Linked DNA regions of Homo sapiens: region 2 is linked to region 1. Evidence: read pairs that join two places in POLR2A ChIA-PET (ENCODE). Cell type or tissue: PC-9. All regions are shown on one strand. Each heading gives the region's core, and the rest is flanking DNA. Links, peaks and the distances in the headings are about the cores only.

Region 1 (2,936 bases), core at 251-2,750:
AGGTCATTTATCTCTCCATCCAAAGATTCACCCCCATCACAGCTAACTGGAAGTCTACAGTAACTGCCCAAAGATTTCAGCTGGGCTAGGAGCCAGTGGATTGCACTCTATTTACTAAGCCTATGACAAGATCATACTACCCAGCTAACTGGTGCCAAACCACTACAAGACTTTCAGGAGCACCATAAAGTAGTCCCTGGTGTACCACAGTGCCCACAGCGACCTAATTTGATTCCCTTATCTTTGCCATTTTGGATGAGAATGCTGGAAGTAATGGTAACAATTGCATAGAGAGAAGATGTATGTATGCATGTCCATATGTGGATAATCAGTTTTACAGTGTACCCAACATATGTAAGGTACTTTTCATGAGAACAATAAAGTAAAGAACTGCAAAAATTAACAATAAAGAAAATAGACTTATCCTTTAAAACCTAAAATAAAAATGAACATAATATAAACTCTCCCTTAACAACCCTAACTTATAACATCTTCCTCAGCTGAATGTCCATATCATTCATCAGATCCTGTAGTATTAAGGGAATCTATAAAAGTGACCAACACAATTTATAGATGTATATGTTTGTATACATCTAGAAACTGTATGTATTTGTCATGAATGTATTAATTTGTTAATATGCTGGAATAGCAGGATAAAAACAATTGTAATGAAAAGTGTCAACACAAATTACTACTACTGCTACTACAAATAATGATAATAGCTAGTACTTGCTTTGGCAGCATATACACTAAAATTGGAATGAAATAGAGATCAGCAATTATTTTTTCAAATTAAAAATAAGAATAAATAATAATAGCTAGTACTAATTGAGTGTTTACTATAAGCCAAGCATTATTCCAAGTATCTGATAGGCAATGTATTAAATCTTCACAACCCTAATAAGTAGACATTATTATCTACATTTACAACTAAGGAAACTAAGACATGTAGAGTTTAAGCAACTTTCTCCAAGTCACACAGCTAGTCCATGCTCTTATTCATTATACTGCCTCCATAATTAGCTAATACTCTAAATTAAAATTATTCACAATCATGATTTCAGTTGTTGCAAGTCAGTTAATAATTATAATAGAAATTTCAATGCATATTTTAATAATAAGTGAAAAAATGATGGAAAGTCTACAAGGATATGAGACCATACATCTGTTAGAGGGTTATCAAAGATTTCAACATTACATGCTATCACAAATGGCATTCACTCAAAAAGACATACAAAGAATTCCAGTAGCCCTTGAAGAGATGTAAAATATCAGCTGACCAGATATACCCCATTCAGGCTGATAAACTACAACATTCTACCTACCCCAGATCTATAAAGATCATAGATCACCAACCTAGATGAAATCATCAAAATTGCCAAACTAAAAAATTGCTATTGTAACACAAAAATTCAGAATTAAAGGGTGGATTTACAAAAATCGCTGAACATCCCTAGAATCCTGAAACCATCTCCAAAGCTGCCCCTTCTCCAAAATGTTACAATTCGCTCCTCCAACAAGCTCACAAACTTAAGATAAATGTGAACCTTATAATGTGTGTAGGTATAGAAGATGACATTTGTTAGAATTCAGAATTCAGTACTGTTGGTGACCTATCTCTTCACTGCAGGACACTTATTTTGACACACATAGGACCTGTATCACCTGTTTGACACCTGCTGAACTGCAGGATATAACCTTTTTGGGTATATCTTATATTCTCACCTGGTCTATAAATGCCCAAAGGGTGGGATCTGCACTAATTTGTTGTGTTGTAAGAGTATTTAAAACAAATGAGGAATCTAGAAGTTTAGTCACTCAGTAAATGTCTGCTGAATCAGTGACTGAATAAGAAGTAAATAATTCAAGAAAATAAAAAAACAAAGAACAAGAGGCAAATAGCAAGACAAAATACATCAGCCTGAAATATGAATTATCATGTGTGCTTTTTATTTGGTGCTCAAAAGAGCTTAAAAAGGCAGCTGACAAACAGTAGTCTAATGGGTTTCAAGATAAAAAGGGAATTGTTTCTTAGTACCTTTTACCAAAGTACCTTGATCATATTTGTATTTAAACAATAAATTAAGGAATACAAGCTTCTGGGTGGGCAAGTTTATATCTTTTTTGTTTCTTTAATAAGTACTGAGTGGAAATTAAATGTAAACAAGTTTGACAATAAAATCTTATCAGCCATTCTCAATCAGCCTGAGGTTACAAAAATGTCTGTGAACAAAATTCTAGGATTATTAAACCCAAACTGTCAGTACCTAAGCAAGACTCAAACTCAACTCCCTTTTCTTTCCTCCTTTACATATACCTTGGATAATAATACTGACCTACTTTACAAAGCTATCATGAGGATTAATCAGCTTAAAAATGCTAAGCATATCAGAAATAAAGAGAGCTTATATATGTATCATTAACCACTTTTATAATTAACAAATTAACTAAAATTCTTGTTTCACGAAGCAAACCATTTTGTTAATTACTTAAAAGTAATACTGCAGGTTTTTAAAAGTCACAAATACCTCACACTAACAAGTATGCTCATTAATAAGTACACATTTTCTAAAACACTCAAGTATCTTTATAGAATGTAGGCTGAGTATCAGACAGAAAAAAAATTCCGATCAATTATCCCACAATAAAATTATTAAATGACAGTTTCTCCTGATCCTTAGACCTCTGAACCAGAAAGTCATCTACCTAGCTATCAAAGGAGGCAAGACATCCTACTAGTTTTGATTATAACCATTATCACCAAAATCAGAAAGGGGTGCACAGCCTCCTGAACCACCTGCCATTCCTAATAAGGAACAGATGGGGCCCTAACAAGTGCAATGTTGAGATCTGAACACTTCCTATGGCACATTCTGCCTTTTATATCAGCGTTATGCCCATAGAAACACGCACTTCAATAACAGGAAGTCATTACA
Region 2 (2,936 bases), core at 330-2,829, 170 kb before region 1:
ATTAAAGTTGTAGAAAAAAGACTAAAATATGGAGTGTTAAAAATTACCAAAGATAGTATAACTTTGAAAATATTATGATAGTATTTAATTCATAATTTTGCCTGTTATACCCTGTCTAAAGATATGAATTTAGATTTCAGAATAAATATTTAATGTTATCTTTCATTTTGGGATATGGTTGAGCCAATAGTAAAATATGATATGTATTTTTACTCTTTAGAATTCATTTATTTCAAGATGCAGTTTTAGGTGTTTAGGGAGGTACATTAACTCACTCATACCACGAAGGAGGAGAATAAAGTCTCATTTATTTGTTCCTTACCAAGCCATGGTGCTGTGCTGATGGTTTTATTTGTTCCATGATATTGTTTCTTTTTTTTTTTAACTCAGTTTGCTAATTTACTCTTGTGAAAACCTATTATAGGAATGCTTAAGATATTAATACTTAAAACTGTTTTATGAACATCAAATGAATTAAATTCTATGACATTCATATCTACTTCTACAACTATGTCATGAAAGAGGTCTGTACTTGGAAGTAACAAATCCAGATTTCAGTTAAAATGCTTTGTATTCCATAGTTTTTATTAACTTATATAATTTCTACTAAGATTATCTATTAATAATTCAATGAGATTGAAATACACATTTCTTTTTTTTTAATTTTTTAATTTTTTTTATTTTATTATCATTATACTTTAAGTTTTAGGGTACATGTGCACAATGTGCAGGTTTGTTACATATGTATACATGTGCCATGTTGGTGTGCTGCACCCATTAACTCGTCATTTAGCATTAGGTATATCTCCTAATGCTATCCCTCCCCGCTCCCCCCACCCCACAACAGTCTCCGGACTGTGATGTTCCCCTTCCTGTGTCCATGTGTTCTCATTGTTCAATACACATTTCTACACTACTAAAATGGAAGATACAATTCCTTTTTAGATTTTTCTCCATACACTGTATGAATTTATAAATTTTAAATATATATATATTTAAACATCTACTGTGAATAATAGGAAATTTCTGTATAAACTTGCACTGTTCTCCCTTTTTGAATACAAATTACTTTTGGTAAAATACAAAAGCTGTCCATTGGTAGAAACAGCCCTTGCCAATTTGCCTCTAGGAATTATTTCTCTTTCAATGTGATTTATTTGGCACCAAGCAGTCCCAGGAGTGGCACTCTGCTCAGATTTTGATCAGAGATGCATACTGGAATTTCTGGGCACTCTTTGGATTTCCTAGGTATGATATGATGTAGTTAGAGTATCATTCAATGACCATTTGATCTTTTAAAATAAAATTAAGCTTTTTTCTCAATTCAAGGGGACTTATCAACAAAGAAAATACTCCTTCTGGGTTCAACCACCTTGATGATTGTATTTTGAATACTCAGGAAGTCGAAAAGGTACACAAAAATACTTTTGGTTGTGCTGGAGAAAGGAGCAAGCCTAAACGTCAGAAATCCAGTACTAAACTTTCTGAGCTTCATGACAATCAGGACGGTCTTGTGGTAAGTGAATACGTCTATAAAGTTTTACTTGTTAGGAAATATTACATCTCTTTTCTTTGCTTTGTAAAAAAATTAAAAGTAATTTCAGTCTTTCAGTTTTGAGTGCTGGAAGAGACCTTAGAGCTACTAAGTGTATATATATTTGTATTTCTTTTTAATAAATACAAAAATTAAGGCCGAGAAATATTATATTCTACAAAGGAACAAGAGACACCACACATTCTGATTTCCATTGTTTTTTTCTCTTTTTTTTCAAGCATTTTTAAATTTTGTTTTTGAAATAAAATTGCCCATAAAGCATTTTTTCTTCTTTTTCCCCATTCTATTTGTTCTTGTCTGAGTGAATATGTTTTATAAATTAATGAATGAACTTAAAGCAAGGTGAAATACACAGTGAAAGAGGATCAGCTATCTTCATGTTCAGAAATCTCTTCATGTTCAGAAATTTTGTTTCAAATCTGTACTCTTTTAAAGTATTTTCTTCCAAGTTAATCAGAAACAAAAAGAAATTAATCCCTGTGTAGTTGCCTCAGACCTGAATCTTGGATCCTTAATTCAATACATAGTATAAGTGTTTACAAGTGGTTTAATCAGTGGCTAAATATTTGTTCAGTATAACTATTAACATTCATCATCCTTCTTCCTTAATGTATTAGTTTCTCTGAAAAATAAGCCACAAAGTCTGTCCCTTTAGTTAAAAAAGAAAACAACAAACCCAAAAACCTGAAGATAAATTTTATAACATGGCGTGAACTGGAATCCCTAATAAAAATAGGCAATATCCTCTCCTACTGTTTAGTGTGCAAATCCTCTGACGTACTTTGACCAGTTTTTAGCTCCATGCTGTGTTTTCCATACATTCAATAAAATTCATGGGCCACCTATTTTCTCATTGTCAATTTCTGCATGTGCTCGGAGAAGATTTCTAATTTTTCCATAAGTAAAATACAGGTAAATGCAAATCTAGGATTTTTTTCCCCCCATAATGTCTCAATGCATTGTTTCTGGAAGTAAACTGATCAGCTAGAGTGAACAGAAATAATAATCTACCTCAGACTTATGTCTGGTACAATTCTCAAAATAAAGAATTTAAAGTTTGGAATCATGACACACTATTTTTTAACACTGATGATTTCATTTTTCTTGTTAAAAGTAAATATTTAAATAAAATAAATGGTATTAACTTCATTAGCTCTCTAATTGGCCCATGATTTGCTGATCTGCCAAAGAGCTATCTGGTGACTGAAAGTCTGAGACTTGGCTTTATAGTGTGAAAAGAAGCTATGAAGCAGGCTTCTCAGTTTGAATCCCTTTTTACATTCATTTAACCCATTAATTTTTTCCACCAGGAATAGTGTCTTCAGTTAGTTAGATGGTAATAGTTAATAGAAGTGGAAAAGTACATTTACTCCTTAGAATA

The links. Peaks named below come from ENCODE experiments on the same cell type or tissue, not always from the same donor. Only the 100,000 strongest peaks of a DNase experiment are listed, where the experiment ranks them.
Region 2: POLR2A ChIA-PET joins it to region 1 with 5 read pairs; 4 of 35 experiments call an interaction of 5 or more read pairs at or near these places.

Annotation. Positions count from the first base shown.
Region 1 is chr4:88,613,648-88,616,583 of GRCh38, reverse strand. The region is part of intron 3 of HERC3 (HECT and RLD domain containing E3 ubiquitin protein ligase 3); the gene reads right to left. Among named protein-coding and RNA genes, the nearest start is that of HERC3, 23 kb to the right of the region's middle. In PC-9, for the core only: no CTCF peak of the experiment used is centred there; no DNase peak of the experiment used is centred there; H3K27ac peaks cover 1,367 bases.
Region 2 is chr4:88,779,745-88,782,680 of GRCh38, reverse strand. It overlaps FAM13A (family with sequence similarity 13 member A), which reads left to right. Exons shown (of 24, transcript NM_014883.4): 11 at 1,330-1,516. Among named protein-coding and RNA genes, the nearest start is that of FAM13A-AS1, 71 kb to the right of the region's middle. In PC-9, for the core only: no CTCF peak of the experiment used is centred there; no DNase peak of the experiment used is centred there.